3 separate regions of the Homo sapiens genome follow, and regions 1 and 3 are each linked to region 2. Evidence: read pairs that join two places in POLR2A ChIA-PET (ENCODE). Cell type or tissue: CD4-positive, alpha-beta T cell. All regions are shown on one strand. Region 1 overlaps FGD3 (FYVE, RhoGEF and PH domain containing 3). Region 2 has its middle 17 kb from the start of SUSD3. Region 3 has its middle 21 kb from the start of FGD3.

Evidence for each region. Peaks named below come from ENCODE experiments on the same cell type or tissue, not always from the same donor. Only the 100,000 strongest peaks of a DNase experiment are listed, where the experiment ranks them.
Region 1: POLR2A ChIA-PET joins it to region 2 with 5 read pairs; 8 of 35 experiments call an interaction of 5 or more read pairs at or near these places.
Region 3: POLR2A ChIA-PET joins it to region 2 with 9 read pairs; 3 of 35 experiments call an interaction of 5 or more read pairs at or near these places.

The regions. Positions count from the first base shown.
Region 1 is chr9:92,978,947-92,981,446 of GRCh38, forward strand. The region is part of intron 3 of FGD3 (FYVE, RhoGEF and PH domain containing 3); the gene reads left to right. Among named protein-coding and RNA genes, the nearest start is that of FGD3, 33 kb to the left of the region's middle. In CD4-positive, alpha-beta T cell, no CTCF peak of the experiment used is centred here; a DNase peak (open chromatin) is centred at 1,325; H3K27ac peaks cover 563 bases.
Region 2 is chr9:93,040,332-93,042,831 of GRCh38, forward strand. No RefSeq gene overlaps it. Among named protein-coding and RNA genes, the nearest start is that of SUSD3, 17 kb to the right of the region's middle. In CD4-positive, alpha-beta T cell, no CTCF peak of the experiment used is centred here; a DNase peak (open chromatin) is centred at 964; H3K27ac peaks cover 27 bases.
Region 3 is chr9:92,925,744-92,928,243 of GRCh38, forward strand. No RefSeq gene overlaps it. Among named protein-coding and RNA genes, the nearest start is that of FGD3, 21 kb to the right of the region's middle. In CD4-positive, alpha-beta T cell, no CTCF peak of the experiment used is centred here; no DNase peak of the experiment used is centred here.

The DNA of each region.
Region 1 (2,500 bases), 61 kb before region 2:
TTGTGTTCATTTTGTATTCTGTAACCTTACTGAACTGGTTCGTTAGTCCTAACAGTTTTTAATGGAATCTTAAGGATTTTTTAGTATAAAATCATGTCATCTGTGAACAGAACTAATTTTACTTTTTCCTTTCCAATTTGGATGACTTTTCTTCCTTTTTCTCTCCTAATTGCTCTGGCTAGGACTTCCCATACTATATTGAATAGAAGTGGTGAGAGTGGGCATCCTTGTCTTATTTCTAATCTTAGAGGAAAAGTTTTAGTCTTTCACCATTGAATATGATGTTAGCTGTGGGCTTCTCATATATGAGCTTTATTATATTGAGGTAGTTTCATTCTGTTCCTAGTTTGTTGAGTGTTTTTTATCATGAAAGGATGTTGAATCCTTTCAAATGCTTTTTCTGCATCAATTGAGATGATCATGTGGCTTTTGTCCCTCATTCTGTTAATGTGGTGTATTACATTAATTGATTTTTGTTATGTTGAACCAGAGTTGCATTCCAGGAATAAACTTGGTCATGGTGATTAATCCTTTCAATGTACTGTTGAATTTCATTTCCTAGTATTTTGTTGAGGTCTTTTGCATCAATAGTCATCAGGGATATTGGCCCGTAGTTTTATTTTCCTGTATCGTCTTTATATGGCCTTGGTATCAGGATAATGCTGGCCTTATTGAATGAGCTGGAAGTATGCCCTCCTCTTCAATTGTTTTGGAAGAATTTCAGGAGGATTGGTTTTATTTCTTTTTAAAATGTTTATAGAATCCATCAGTGAAGCCATCTGGTCCTGGACATTTGTTTGTTTGGAGGATCTTTATTACTAATTCAATCTGCATACTCATTATTGCTCTTTCAAATTTTCTATTTCTTCATGATTCAGTCTTCCCAGGTTGTGTGTTTCTAGGAATTTACCCATTACTGTTCATAGTATTCTCTTTTAGTCTTTTTATTTCTGTGGCACCTCTTGTAATGTCCCCTCTTTCATTTTAGTTGAGTCTTCTCTCTCTCTCTTTTTTTTTTTGAGGCAGTCTATTTAAAAATCACAACATTTAGAAAAAAATCTATACATTTAGACAATAGAATAGATTTTTTTTTTTTTTAGATGGAGTCTCACTCACTCTGTTGCCCAAGGTGGAGTATAGTGGTGCTAACTGCAACCTCCACCTCCTGGGTTCAAGCAATTCTCCCGCCCCAGCCTCCCGAGTAGCTGAGACTACAGGCGTGTGCCACCACGCCCAGCTAATTTTTGTATTTCTAGTAGAGATGAAGTTTCACCGTTTTGGCCAGGGTGATCTCAAATTCCTGGCCTCAAGTGACTCACCTGCCTTGGCCTCCCAAGTGCTGGGATTACAGGTGTGAGTCACCATTCCCAGCCTCCTTTTTTCTTAGTTAACCTAGCTAAATGTTTGTCAATTTTTTTGCTCTTTTCAAAAAACCAACTTTTCATGTTGTTGGTTTTCCTATTGTCTTTCTATTCTCTATTGCAGATACCTAATGTATATAGATATCTCTATAGGTCTGATCTTTATTACTTCCTTCCTCCTGCTAGCTTCAGTTTCAGTTTACTCTTCTCTTTTGAGTTTCTTGATGTGCAGAGTTAGGTTGTTGATTCAAGATTTTTTTTTTTTAATGTACGTATTTATAGCTGTAAAATTCCCTCTTAGCACTGCTTTTACTGCATTCCATAAGTATGATGATTTCATTTTTTTCTTTTATCCATTGGTTGTTTAAGAATGTGTTGTTTAGGCCAGGTGCGGTGGCTCACTCCTGTAATTCCAGCACTTTGGGAGGCTGAGGCAGGTGGATTGCCTGAGTCAGGAGTTTGAGACTAGCCTGACCAACATGGTGAAACCCTGTCTCTACTAAAAATACAAAAATTAGCCAGGCGTGGTGGTGGGCACTTGTAATCCCAGCTACTCGGGAGGCTGAGGCAGGAGAATTGCTTGAACTGGGGAAGTGGAGGTTGCAGTGAGCCTAGATCCCGCCACTGTGCTCTAGGCTGGGCGACAGAGCAAGACTCCATCTCAAAAAAAAAAAAGAAAAAAGAAAAAAAATGTGTTGTTTAATTTGCACATGTCTGTGGATTTTCATTGTGTTATTGAATTCTAGTTTCATTCCATTGTGATTGAAAAAGATGGTTTGGGCCAGGCATGGTGGCTCACGCCTGTAATCCCAGCACTTTGGGAGGCCGAGGCAGTCGGATCATGAGGTCAGGAGATCGAGACCATCCTGGCTAACATGGTGAAAACCTGTCTCTATTAAAAATACAAAAAATTAGCCAGGCGTGGTGGTGGGCACCTGTAGTCCCAGCTACTCGGGAGGCTGAGGCAAGAGAATGGCATGAACCTGGGAGGCGGAGCTTGCAGTGACCTGATATCGCGCCACTGCACTCCAGCCTGGGTGACAGAGCGAGATTCCATCTCCAAAAAAAAAAAAAAAAGAAAAAAAAGAAAGAAAAAGTTTGTATAATTTCAGTCTTTGTGTGTTTGTTGAGACTTGTTT
Region 2 (2,500 bases):
GTGGTCCCTGCAGCAGCTGGCTGCGACAAGAGGCCAGGCTGCTCCCTGCCCACAACATCATTCACATCGTTACTATGGGTGAAGGATTCCTCTCCATTTACTGGGGAGAAAACTGAGGTTGGGGAAAGGGAGCCACTGGAAGCCACGGGCTCCAGTGTACCTCCAGTCTACCTCCAGGGTTCCTCCCTCAGTTCCAGGGTTGTTAGATAAACCTGGAGGTCTGGGTGGGCCAAAAAGGGAGGCAGGGCAGGCCGTCGGGGAGCAGCCAGGCCCGCACCCCACATTCTATACATTCTATCCTGGAAAGCAGCCGCTTGGGCCGCCCAGCCCCAGGGCCTACCCTGCTCTCCTCACACTGCCTTGGTGGATTTCTGGGCTTGGTGCCCTGCTCCTAGGTGGGAAGCTCTGACAGAGGCTCCCACAAGCCTCCAGAAGGCTGCAGCTTAGCCAGGATGACAACTGTGTGGTCGGACAGCAGCTACATGCCATCTCCCAGCTGTCAGGCTCCATGGCCCTTGAACCCCTTGTGTACTAAGGCCCCTTCCAGCTGGGCCACAGGAGGTGCAGGCCTTAGTGCTGCCTTGGACGTGAGTGTTCCCGGGGTCCCTGACGGCAGCAGCCTGCCCACTTCCACGCGTCTGTCCTTGCTCCCTTGGGGCCTCCTCCCACCCTGGTTGACGGATGCCCAGTACTGGCCCCAGGCTGGACTCAACCCTCCCTGTCTAGCCAGGGTGGGGCAAACACAAGGCTGTGCCCTGGAGGCTTGGGGACAGCAATGGGTATCATCACCTAAGAGAGAAAGAGCTAGAGGCTGGGTGTGTGTCAGCTGAGCCCCGAATTTCTGGAAAGTCAAGGTGTTTCAGGAAGCAGACTCCACCTCTTGGGATCCCGTGACTTGACCCAAGCCAATCAGCATCCTCATTCCCTTGGCCACAGTGATTGGTCTGCATGGTCACATGACCCAAGATGGCCTCCCCACCCCTTGATGGCAGGAGGGAGCCTGGCTGCTGAGCTTGGGCAGCCATCTTGGAACTGGAAGAGCCTCCCAATGAGGCCCAAACAGAGGTTGGAGGAAGTCAGATCTCTGGTTTCATCTAGAGTAGTTACATGAGTCAATAAATTTCACGTGGAGTCAGGTTTTCTGCCAACTGCTGTCCTTGTCCACCCAGCCACTGTGTTGCAGGGATCAGCCTCTGCTCTCCAAAATTCCTGCCTTGGCCATATTTCCCCCACCCAGCATCCAGGCTTATAGCATCTCTTCCTCTTTTCTGCCGGGGCCAGGCCTGGCCCCCTTGGAGAGCTCAGTCTTCAGTGCCCCAGTGCTGTCCACTATAAATTCTACACAAAACTTCCTCATGAATCTCCATCTCAGAAAGGAAGCTTGGCTTTCCCTTTACCTTATCAAAACTCACGTAAATTATTCACCCCCAGCCAGGCATGGTGGCTCACGCCTGTAATCCCAGCACTTTGGGAGGCCAAGGCAGGCGGATCACCTGAGGTCAGGAGTTTGAGACCAGCCTGGCCAACGTGGTGAAATCTCATCTCTACTAAAAACACAAAAACATCATCCAGGCGTGGTGGTGGATGCCTATAATCCCAGCTACTCAGGAGGCCGAGGCAGGAGAATTGCTTGAACACAGGAGGTGGAGGTTGCAGTGAGCCGAGATTGCACCACTGCACTCCAGTCTGGGCAACAAAGCAAGACTCCATCTCAGAAAAAAAAAAAAAAAAGATCCACCCCTTCCAACAACATCTGTCCCAAAGAGACATTGAAAAACTGCTGACACCTGAATAGCCCATTCACATTTAAGAAAAATCATGGCCGGGTGCGGTGGCTCACGCCTGTAAAGCACTTTGGGAGGCCAAGGCAGGCGGATCATGAGGTCAAGAAATCAACACCATTCTGGCCAACATGGTGAAACAACCTCATCTCTACTAAAAATACAAAAATTAGCTGGGTATGATGGCATGCGCCTGTAGTCCCAGCTACTCAAGAGGCTGAGGCAGGAGAATCACTTGAACCTGGGAGGCAGAGGTTGCAGTTAGCCGAGATCACACCACTGCACTCCAGCCTGGCGACAGAGTAAGACTCCGTCTCAAAAAAAAAAAAAAACAAACAAAAAAAAAAAAACAAGAAAAGAAAAATTATATTGGGGTATAGTCTCAAAGCACCCCTCTTCCCGGAGTCATGAAATGAATATTTTGCTCTGTGAGACAACAGGATTCTCTCCTCTGCCCTCAACAAAACCTCACAGGAAAGGGCTACTGCCCTCACCTGCATGGAGAGAAGGACCGTGCAGCTCAGCATGGGGAGGCCATGCCTTAGGCGTGTTCTCCTAGTAGCAGGCCCTGCTATGTAGATTTCAATGCAAGGAGTTTATTTGGGAAGTGATCTAGGAAACCGAATAGGGGAGTGGAGATTGAGGCAGAGAAAGGCTGAAAGCCTTTCAAGGTACAGTGTGTTGAATAATGTCACCTCCAAATTCATGTCCATCCAGAA
Region 3 (2,500 bases), 110 kb before region 2:
AAACAGAAAGGTGTGTCCTTGTGCCCGAGGTTAAAGGGAATCGTGCATTGGAGAGGTCATGGCTGGAAAAGTGTTGACATCAGTTTTTTAAAGCCCAGAGCAGGCCTGACCTCCAGGAGCCTTCTCAAACTCTAACCACTCCATGCCATAGAGCACCCTTCCTCCTTGAACCACCTGTTCCTTTCCATGTGGATCTCGGTCATGAGTTATTGAGAATGTGACCTTGCGGGCAGGGGGTGTCTATGAGAATGGAGAGAAAAGATATGAGAAATACTATAAAGACAGAATAAAGGACTTGGTCACCCTTTAGATATCAGAGGCTGGGCGCGGTGGCTCAGGCCTGTAATCCCAGCACTTTGGGAGTCCACGGTGGGCGGATCACGAGGTCAGGAGATGGAGACCATCTCAGGAGGCGGAGCTTGCAGTGAGCCGAGATGTCGCCACTGCACTCCAGCCTGGGCGACAGAGTGAGACTCCGTCTCAAAAAAAAAAAAAAAAAGATATCAGAAAGATTAGGTGTGGAGGAGCAGGAAAGGATGATTCCTTGGATGTAGGCAGTTGTGGGCAAAAGATTTTTTTATCCTAAAGTTTAAAAATTCACACGCACACACATAAAATGTAATGTACTGCTCAAAAGGTCATCACCAAGAGGACAATCATGTAGCAACAGCCTAGGGCAAGAAAGAAAACATTACCAGCACCCCAGAAGCACTTACGTGTCTCCCAGCATTTCCTTTAATTTAAAAAAAGACATTATTAATTTTTAAAAACATAGACTAAAGCAGCTCTTCTCATCCTTTACTCTGCTTGCAAGTAATTCTGACACTCAGTTAAAAAAATGTTTTTTACTCTAAAGGAACCCCTTTCAGGTCTCAGAGAAGCTCTGCTGAACAGTTTTGATATCTAACAGCTCATGGTACATTAATGTGACACTCAATCATAGATACAGTAATCCAGTGATAACTACCAGGGCTTTTTAAAGTAGACATCTATATTCTTCTGTAGATATGTCTATTTTGGCCTTCATAGCCTACTATTTCTCTGTGGCTGGCTCTCTCCCAAAGGACATCAACTATAATGCAAGGTATTATTACATTGCATGTTATTACATGTTAAGATACATTTAACTATACGTCAGGAGTGTAGGTAGAGGCAGCTTTAGTTTCTCTTCTTTGGAACTTCTTCCTTCTTTAGGTATAACTTTATTGAATTAAAGTACAATAAACTGCACATAATTAAAATATGTAGTTTTATTATTTTTGGACATATGTCTATGCCCATGAAACCATTACCACAATCAAGATAATAAACATTTCCAGCATCCCTGGAAGATTCTTTGTGTCCTTTGGCAATTCATTACTCTCTTTACCCTGATTCCCAGACTACCAATCACCTGCTTTCTATGATAAATTAATTTGCACACTACAGTATTTTGTAGGAATGGAATGATACAATGTCTACTCTTTGGTCTGGCTGCTGTCACTTAGCACCATGAGCTTGAGAGTCATCCATTTCATTGCACATTGCGGTTTCTTTTTATTGCTGAGTAGTATTCCTTTGCACAGAAATCCCACAATCTGTGTATCTGTTCACTGTACGATAACCCAATTTAAAAATGGAACATAGTTGGGTTATTTTCTAGATTTTAGCTATTACAGATAAAGCTAATACATACAAATTAAGCTTCATATACAAATTTTTACGTGGATATATATTTTTTCATTTCTTTTGGGTAAATACCTAGAAGTGGAATGGTTGGGTTGTATGGCAGTAGATGCTTAACTTTTTAAGAAACTGCCAGTTTTCCAAAGTGGTTGTACCATTTTATATTCCCACCTGCAGTGTATGAGAGTTCCCGTTGTTGCCGGGAGCGGATGCTCACACCTGTAATCCCAGCACTTTGGGAGGCCAAGCGGGGCAGATCACCTGAAGTCAAGAGTTTGAGACCAGCCTGGCCAACATGGTGAAACCCTGTCTCTACTAAAAATACAAAAAAATTAGCCAGGTGTGGTGGTGGGCACCTGTAATCCCAGCTAACTGGGAAGCTGAGGCAGGAGAATCGCTTGAACCTGGGAGGCGGAGGTTGCAGTGAGCCGAGACTGCACCATTGCACTCCAGCCGAGGCAACAAGAACGTGACTCCGTCTCAAAAACAAACAAACAAAAAAGAGAGTTCCAGTTGTTCCACACCCTTGCCTATGCTTGGGATGGTGAATCTTTTTAGTTTTGGCCAATTATGGCTGTGTAAGGACTAATGATGTTGAGCATCTTTGCATGTGTTTATTACCATTATAATATATTCTTGTGTAAAATATCCGTTCAAATCTTTTTCCTATTTTAAATTGGGTAACTTATCTCATTTTTAATTCAGTAGTAAGAGTTCTTTATATATTCTATATACAAATCCCTTGACTGACACGTGTGTTGCAAATATTATCTTCAAATTTGCCTTTTCTTTTTCTTAATGTCTTCTGAAGAGCAAAAGTTTTAAATTTTGATGA